3 separate regions of the Homo sapiens genome follow, and regions 1 and 3 are each linked to region 2. Evidence: chromatin loops called from intact Hi-C (ENCODE). Cell type or tissue: PC-9. All regions are shown on one strand.

Region 1 (2,500 bases), 98 kb after region 2:
AGGTGTCAGAACACAGTGACTGGCGTAAACAAGCCCTGTCATGAGTTCCACCAACAGGAATGGTCTGGAATGGCCGGCACAGCCCCAGGAAGTGCTGGAGGGGCTGCAGACCCAGGTGTGATCACCCCGCTAGGCTGTGTTGCCCAAGCTGGGGCCAGGCCTCCAGGGCGCCTCCTCACCCTGTCCCCTCCAGATGGGGCAGAGCAGGGAGCAGCCGAGCAAGGACATGCGTTTGAGGACAAGTGGGCAGTACAGACATTTCCCACTCACTGAGGCTAGGAGGCTGGGCTGGGAGCGCCCCGGGGTGAACAGAAAGCACTGGGCTGTGAGGGAGTCCTTGAGCAGACTGGGTCCAACAGGAAGGCTGCAGCGGTGGAACCCCGAGCTCAGCCCTGCTAGTGATTTTCTAGGCTCTGTTGTGCTGTGCCAGCTCCGGACCTGTCAGGAAGCCACCCTTTGCTCTTTCTCTGGCCAGAAGAGAAGAAGGCTCTCCAGTCCTGATGGCCTAGGTCCAGCGCCCAGGCCAAGGGCGCCCCCACAGACAGGTGCTGACTCTAGCATTTGTCCATCTGGCCCGCGTAGCCGCCCTCCGGTGTCTTTAGATCCGTGGCCTTTTCTCCGTGGTGGGCGGGTCTCCAGGGCAGTCTGTCCCCTTCCTCGCGTGGCGGCCTGCTGCACACCAGCGGCAGCAGCATCCCGTCGCGGCAAATGGCTGCCGCGCAACAGGCTGCCTGGTGGCTGAGCGGAAACCATGGCAACGGGAAGCAGGGAGGATATTCCCGTCACCCTCTGGAAAGGGCAGCCTATTTCTGGGACCCGAGCCCAGTTCTTCACTAGTTGTGTATTTTGCTGTGAATTTCGATGCTGGAGACACGGCGTGGAGGGTGCGGGGCTGAGGCAGGGAGGGGGAGTGACCGCCCCCCGCCGCAACCCCGGGCCCGGAGGAGACCCAGCTCCGAGCTCAGCCCCGCCGGATCAGACCCCTCTCCAGCCACACCAGGGGAGGGCGGGCGCTTTGGGGGGCACTGGGGCGGGGTCTGCTTCCCAGTCCTCAACAGAGGGGACCTTTTGGAGCGCCTTGGCCGGGGACTGCCTGGGGCTCCCAGCAGCAGGGGGATGGGGTGGGGGTGGCGAGCTTAGTTCGCCGGACTCAGCGTCAAGCGAGCCCCCGCCGTGCGTGCACACGCGCTCGCGCACCTCCCCGCACGCGCACGCTGGAGCGGTGTGGCTTTTGGTGTAGACGGCTCTGCCCCCTAGCGGCAGCTGCGGTCAGCATGCGGGGCTCCTTCCAGGGAGGGCTTCGGAGAGGAAGGAGAAGGGGTCCAGGGAGGGAATCGCAGGCTGGGCTTGGGGCGGAAGATCCCAGGAGGGGCTCGCGGCGGCCCGCTGCCCCGGCAGCTCCTTTTCACCCGCCACCCTCGTCCTGGGTGACCTCAGTCCCTCTTATGCCTGTCCAGACCTTTCCCTTAGGGGACAACCCCCAGGAAGACATAGGCCCCTCAAACTCCACATGTCACAATGGAGCGCTTCTGCTTCCCACACCCGTTCCTCATCTCGGAGACTGGCACCTTCACCCACCTGGTTGGCCCAGACTTGGGAGAGCTCCTTGATATCTCCTCTTCCTCCTCCCCAACATCCACCTCCTCACTGATCCTGGGGATTCTCCATCCCAAATAGCTTTGAAATAATCCACTTCTGGTAGGCAGAATTTCGGCCCCCATGACCTTCATCCCCGTGTCACGCCCGTGAGTATGTTACATTACATGGCCAAAGGGACTTTGCCGATGTGATTTGGGCTACTCATCAGTTGACCTTAACATAGGGAGAGGAGCTCATACAAGCAGAGCTTCACTGGCCAAGGCCAGAAGCCGAAGTCAGAAAGATGCAGAGATGATGGGAAGAGCTCTTGGCATCATTGATGGCGGGAAGGTGAAACTAGGGCCTATAGCTCCAAGGAACTGAATTCTGCCAACACCTGAATGAGCCCAGTCCACCTGACACCTTCTTTTGTTGGTTTGTCTTTATTTTGAGTTGTGATAGATTCACAGGAAGTTCTAAAGACAGTGCAGGGAGGTCCCATGTACCCTTCACCCAGTTTCCCCATTTAAAGTATACATGCCAGGCATGGTGCCTCATGCCTGTAATCCCAGCACTTTGAGAGGCCATGATGGGTGGGTCACTTGAGTCCAGGAGTTCGAGACCTGGCAAACTGCCTTTACAAAAAAAATTTTAAAGTGTACAATGCAATACTTTAAAAAATATTCATAGAGTTATGTCACCATCACCACGATCTCATTCCAGAACGTTTTCATCATCCCCACCAGGAACCCTGTATCAACTAAGCACTAACTCCTCATTCTCCTCTCCCCCTAAGTCCTGGCAACCATTCGTCTTCCTTTCTATGGATTTGCCTGTTCCAATCTGTCATAGAAATGGACTCATATAATTTTGTGGCCTTTTGTATCTGGCTTCTTTGGCTTGGCATAATGTTTCCAAGGTT
Region 2 (2,500 bases):
GTGGAAGACTCCGGCAGTCGCTCCTGTTCCCTTCCTGCCAACCTTGCACTTCGGGGGCACAGCTAGCGAGAGGCCCTCTTGAGTCTTGGAGTGTGTTGGGGACGGCAGCTCCCTCTGGGCTGGGGTTTGTGTGTTCAGAGGACCTGCACTGCCTTCTCTGCCTTACTCAGCTTAAATGACGGTCAAGGTTAGGCCCAAAGTGCTGGTTAGCAGCCAGTCGCAGGAAGGCCCCTGTTTGTGTGGAAGCCCCCTGAATTTTTGCTGACCTGAACTTGATCCACAGGCATCTTTTGTTTCCTCTTTACCCCTCCAGGGTAGAATCCCATCGCTGCCATTAGCCCAGATGGAGCTGCCCGTGCTTCTCTGCTGAGCTGCTTTTTCTTCTTTTTTAGGTTGAGTCATCTAATCACAGACTACCTTTGCCTAAGTTGTCTTACCTCAGTCGGTTGCTCTCTACCCTCCAGCTTACCCCAAACCCCTCAGATAGCTGGTTTTAAAAAAGATACACAGCAAAACCCCAGAAACCCAGCTGGTCTGTGTCACTTGTTCTCAAGAAGAAGGGAGGACAGGCCAGACCCACACCTGCCCCTTTGCCCTGCGCTTAGTGCACTGTCCTCAGGATGGGTGAGCTCCATCTGGGTCGTGGGCTGGAGCTGCCACAAGTCATGTTCTCATTTGAAACGGCCTCCATTTCCCCCAGCTCTAGCCCTCCTCTTCCCGTCTTCTCCAGCGTCTGTGTGCTGGGAGGCTACAGGGAAGGCCACGCAGCTGTACCAAAATGGACTTGGGGCAGCCCTTTGGGGCAGCCTTCTCGGGTCTGCTCTAGGTGACTCTCCCAGTTGTAACCTGTTTTCCTGATTCCAGACTGGTGGGTAAGAGTCGCTGAGGGCAGTGGAAGCCCTGGTGTTAGTCATTCTTCTTCACTGAAGCCTTCCTGAGGCGTCACCTGACTTGCTTCCTTGCCTGGGCGCTGCCTCATTTTTTTTCTTCCACAGCTGGGGCGTGTTCACCCAGAGTCCACTGGCCACCCTGCGGTAGGCCTGGAAAGTCAGCAGGTGGCGCTGGGACACCGGCTTTCTGCCGGCTGGGGGCTGAGGAGTGAGCTTATGTGAACACCATGTGTATGCAGGGGCTGGGGGTTGAATGACTTGACTCGCCTGAAACCCGTCAGCAGGGCGGGCCGGGGGTGGCCACAGCATGGAATCTTTTGGTCGGGACTTGCTCCTTCTCCATTTCCTATTAAGCCCGTGTCCTCTTCCCCTTGCTCATGGGGGAAGACAGGGCTGCTGAAAAGTGCTTATGAGCCATGGCTCTCTCCATTTGATATGGTTGGCCCTGTTTCTCTAGTCTGTGGAGAGGTTCTGTTTCTCCTGCCTTCTCTGGTTTACTCAACCTTTTATAAAAGCACGATAGCCCTGCTCAGTGTCCAACAACATTCTATCAAGAAAGCCCAGTCAGATTGAGGCATTGGGGCTGCCATGTGTCTTCCAAGGCCACATCTGGATTCTGTTAAGTTTCGTTCACTGGCCTTTTTTTGGACCCCAGGCCATTCTATTGGTGACCACCCTGTATCTGTAGGAGTTGCCTTTGGCTCTTAGGTTCTTTCCTGTTTTCTGGAAATGAATAGCTAAGAACAGTGATTCGGGTAAGACTACTTGGGAGATCCAGCAGAGGCAGAAGCTAAAGGCCATGTTCGTGCCCTGTCCTGGGGGCCTGGGAAGCTACAAGGGAACAGACAAGCGCACGTTAACGTGCCTGAGTGACCCAGTGTGAGGGAGCGGGAAAATGTTCTAGAAGGCTGGCTCCCAGGCTGAAAAATGCCAGTGATCAGAGAGGACCTGGTCTGCATTGCTTGGGCCCTGGGTGGGGGTTGAGGGTGTGAGGATGCAGAGGCTGGAGCTCTGGGTTGTGCCTTCAGGTCGCGGCAGTGAATGTTTTTTCCCCCTGCAGCCATGAGCCTGGCTTGCCCATCAGAACGGGTCTGAGACGGCGCCTTCCCACTCCTGTCTTCTGTCTCCTCTGTTGCTAGACTGAGCAGCTCTGTGTCTGCCTCTGCCCCTCTTGGTGCCAGGCTCCCAGGTGAACACAGGTGCAGTCTAGGCCCAGGGAGATTCTGTCCAGCCTTACGTGCAGCCTCAAATCTGTCCCCTCACCTGTCAGGGAGCATTTCCTCTCCTGGGAGTGGGATCCAGTCATCTGGAAGCCCAGCCCCGCGCCCTCCCCCCCTTTTTTTTTTTAGCTATACTTGCTGGAGTGGGCGGAAGACCCCTTTTCAGTGTGCCAGGTATGGGAGTGCAGAGATGAAGGCACAGTGCCCAGCCTAAAGACCTTCATAGCCTGGTAGGGCAGCCATATAAACGGATGGCAGCCACGCAGAGAACAGAGAATGAGGTAGTTACATGCGGGTGCCTGGGGGGCTGCTGCAGGAGCCCCCAGAAGGCGTCCCTCTGATGGGGTGGGAGATCCAAAAGGGTTTCTGGGGGGAGGTGAGGATTGAGCT
Region 3 (2,500 bases), 150 kb after region 2:
TCCCCAGTCACCATGCGGACTGTGATGCCAGCACGCTGGCATTTTCGGATAGCTTCAGGGACCTAGAAGAGACAAGAGAGGTGGGCGGGGCCATCGAGGCAAGACGTATTTTGGGTTGAGGCAGTACCCCTTCCTCCATCAGATCTGCAGGTGGCCCAAGGTCCAGCAGAGGTGAGAGTAAAGCCATCCGATTCACGTGCTCAGAACACTTGTGTTAGCCTACAGTTGGGCAAAAGCATTGAACACAAAGCCTATTGTGGAATACAGTGCTGATTATCTCATGTAACTCATTGAATCCTGCACTGAAAGGGAAAAGCATGGGACTCGAAGTAAAGTTTCTGCTGAATGTGCATCACCTTTGCACCAAGTTACAAAATTGTTAAAAGTTGGGGACCACCTGCATCACATTAGATTCTGGAGAAAGAGAAAGAGGTTCCCCAGTGCTGAGTGGAAAGCGAACAGCCTGCAAGGGGTTGAGAGCGGGAAGCCAGGAGACTGGCCGGGAGGTGGTGGCATTGTCCCAGTGGTGGGGGGACAGGGAAGACAGTTCCCAAATGAAGAGGTATGTGGCTCTTCAGGCTCGGGGACAGAGAGACAGGGTCAGGCAGCTGATGCCACTGAGGTAGACGGGCAGGGGGAGAGGAGAAGAGGAGCCAGGTTCAGAGTTTGGGAACCTGAATGAGGAGGTCAAGCCTAGGCAGTGGGGCTTGTGAGCACCGTCGGGTAAGTGTAGAAGCCTAGGTGTGGCCGAGCCGCCAGGCCTGGGGAGCCTGCGGCGGTGGGGAGTAGACACGCAGGAGTGGGAGCCAGGGGTAGGGCAGCCGGGAGACACCAGGGGAGGACATTGACCTGGGAGTCCCTGAATCCTGGCGCCCCCTGAGGCCATGGGCAGGGGGGCTGTGATCTTTGCCAGGGAGACAGCTGGGGGCCCCACTCTAAGCTGTGACAGGGTGATCCAATGGTTCCTGCAGCATATACCACTAAGTGGCCTCACTGCCAGCCTCGGGGACACTTCGTACTCTCTGAGGATCTTGGGGTGCTGGATAACAAGATCACGAGCCACAAGAAGACAATTCTCCTTTGAGCCAGCGAATGCCTGTCCCTGAAAAGTCTGGAAGCCACCCCTCTGCTGCCACCAAGTGGCCGTGACGAGCCTGAAAACCAGCAGCTGCGAACCCAGGCCTCCTCCCTCCTCAGGCCCAGTGTGTGTAGCCCAGTTCCTTCCCCATGGCCCCAAAGGGCCAGGCCAGGCTGTCCTTCCTCGCCTGCTCAGCCCTGCTCCCTGCCTTCTCCCCAAGGCCCCACAGCACAGCAGCCAGCCAGGTGTCTGGAGAAGTTGCCAGTGCCCCCGGCCGGCCCAGCTCCAGCATCAATACCACCCCAGCCACAGGCTTCCTATGGCTCCCCAGGGCCCAGCCTCACGGGCCCTCCTCTGGCTGCAGCCGTGCCGCATCTCCAAGCACCCTGGCGGTTTCAGTGAGGCCCTTGTGTCCTACTGCCTGTTGCCGGCACCCAGGACTTCGCTGGGCCTTCTGTGCGTCCTCCTCAGCCACCACCAGGCTGGCCAGTCTTTGTGGGGGTCTGCCCAGCCTCCGCAGCCTGGCCCTGTCACTGTGGTCTACCCCTTGGACTCTCTCTCAGCCACTCTTAAGCTGGAAAGGAGCTGTCCCTATTCCCCAGGCCCCTCTGGCAAGATTCCTTCCTCTGCTCTGTGCTTCAGTTGCTCCCTGGTCCAACAGAGGGACTCGATGGCTCCTGTCCCCAAGTGTGGCCTTGCTTCGCCTCACCAGCACCCTCTCCTTCTGCTCTCCCAGGCTCAGTGGGGCCCGGGACTCATGCCGCTGCCCGCCTTTGCGGGGCCCATTTCCCTCGCTGGACTTCTGTCCCCTGTCCTCCGCTACCACCCATTTTCTCCCAGGGCAAGCTCGAGGTGCTCCCTCTCTGGGCGCAGTGACCATGTTCTCCTCGGGGCACGGGGCTGCTCTGTTGACATGAGCCATGGCTGGCGTTTAGACGCACTGTCTTTGAATTGAGTGTTTTTGCTACATGATCCAATACATGAATGCCTGTCTCCCGAAGGAGAGCCCAGAAGCTTCTCCTCCCAGGTTGCACCTGCACCCCCAGGGTGGCTCCTACAAAGACAAGTTGTCAGGGTCACAGTGGCCCTGCTTGTGACACAGGTGGGTGCCATGCAGAGGCCCTGGGGAGACAGAGGGGCACCCCATGCCTTGCATTCTCCCTCCGGGGCCGGCCATCCTCCACACTCTCCAGGGTCTGGGATCTTTCAACAACAAAGTGACTTCCCAGTGTCAAGGCCATGGCATCTGCCACGCGGCCCTCGAGGTCCCCTCATCTGGACTCCCCTGGTGGCATCGTCCATATGGGGATATGCTTCTGGGCTCCCTTTCCCGCCAGGACCTTTGCTGTGAGCTCGCCACAGGACGTCCTGACCGTAGAGTAGCCCCAGCCAAACCCTCAACCAATAAACGCCCACCCTGTG

The links. Peaks named below come from ENCODE experiments on the same cell type or tissue, not always from the same donor. Only the 100,000 strongest peaks of a DNase experiment are listed, where the experiment ranks them.
Region 1: a loop joins it to region 2, with 3 times the contacts of the local background. A loop is called at or near these places in 8 of 110 quality-filtered maps.
Region 3: it touches region 2 in a loop (7-fold over the local background); 6 of 110 quality-filtered maps call a loop at or near these places.

What each region holds. Positions count from the first base shown.
Region 1 is chrX:153,608,766-153,611,265 of GRCh38, reverse strand. No RefSeq gene overlaps it. Among named protein-coding and RNA genes, the nearest start is that of CCNQ, 11 kb to the right of the region's middle. RefSeq lists a silencer at 1,178-1,287. In PC-9, a CTCF peak has its summit at 1,253 (motif pointing left); no DNase peak of the experiment used is centred here; H3K27me3 peaks cover 981 bases.
Region 2 is chrX:153,707,110-153,709,609 of GRCh38, reverse strand. The region is part of intron 4 of BCAP31 (B cell receptor associated protein 31); the gene reads left to right. Among named protein-coding and RNA genes, the nearest start is that of BCAP31, 16 kb to the left of the region's middle. RefSeq lists enhancers at 902-1,196, 2,184-2,500. In PC-9, a CTCF peak has its summit at 1,105; a DNase peak (open chromatin) is centred at 959; H3K27ac peaks cover 898 bases.
Region 3 is chrX:153,553,611-153,556,110 of GRCh38, reverse strand. ATP2B3 (ATPase plasma membrane Ca2+ transporting 3) reads right to left here. Exons shown (of 22, transcript NM_001001344.3): 14 at 1-62. Among named protein-coding and RNA genes, the nearest start is that of ATP2B3, 37 kb to the right of the region's middle. In PC-9, CTCF peaks have their summits at 920 and 1,123 (motif pointing left); no DNase peak of the experiment used is centred here; H3K27me3 peaks cover 2,060 bases.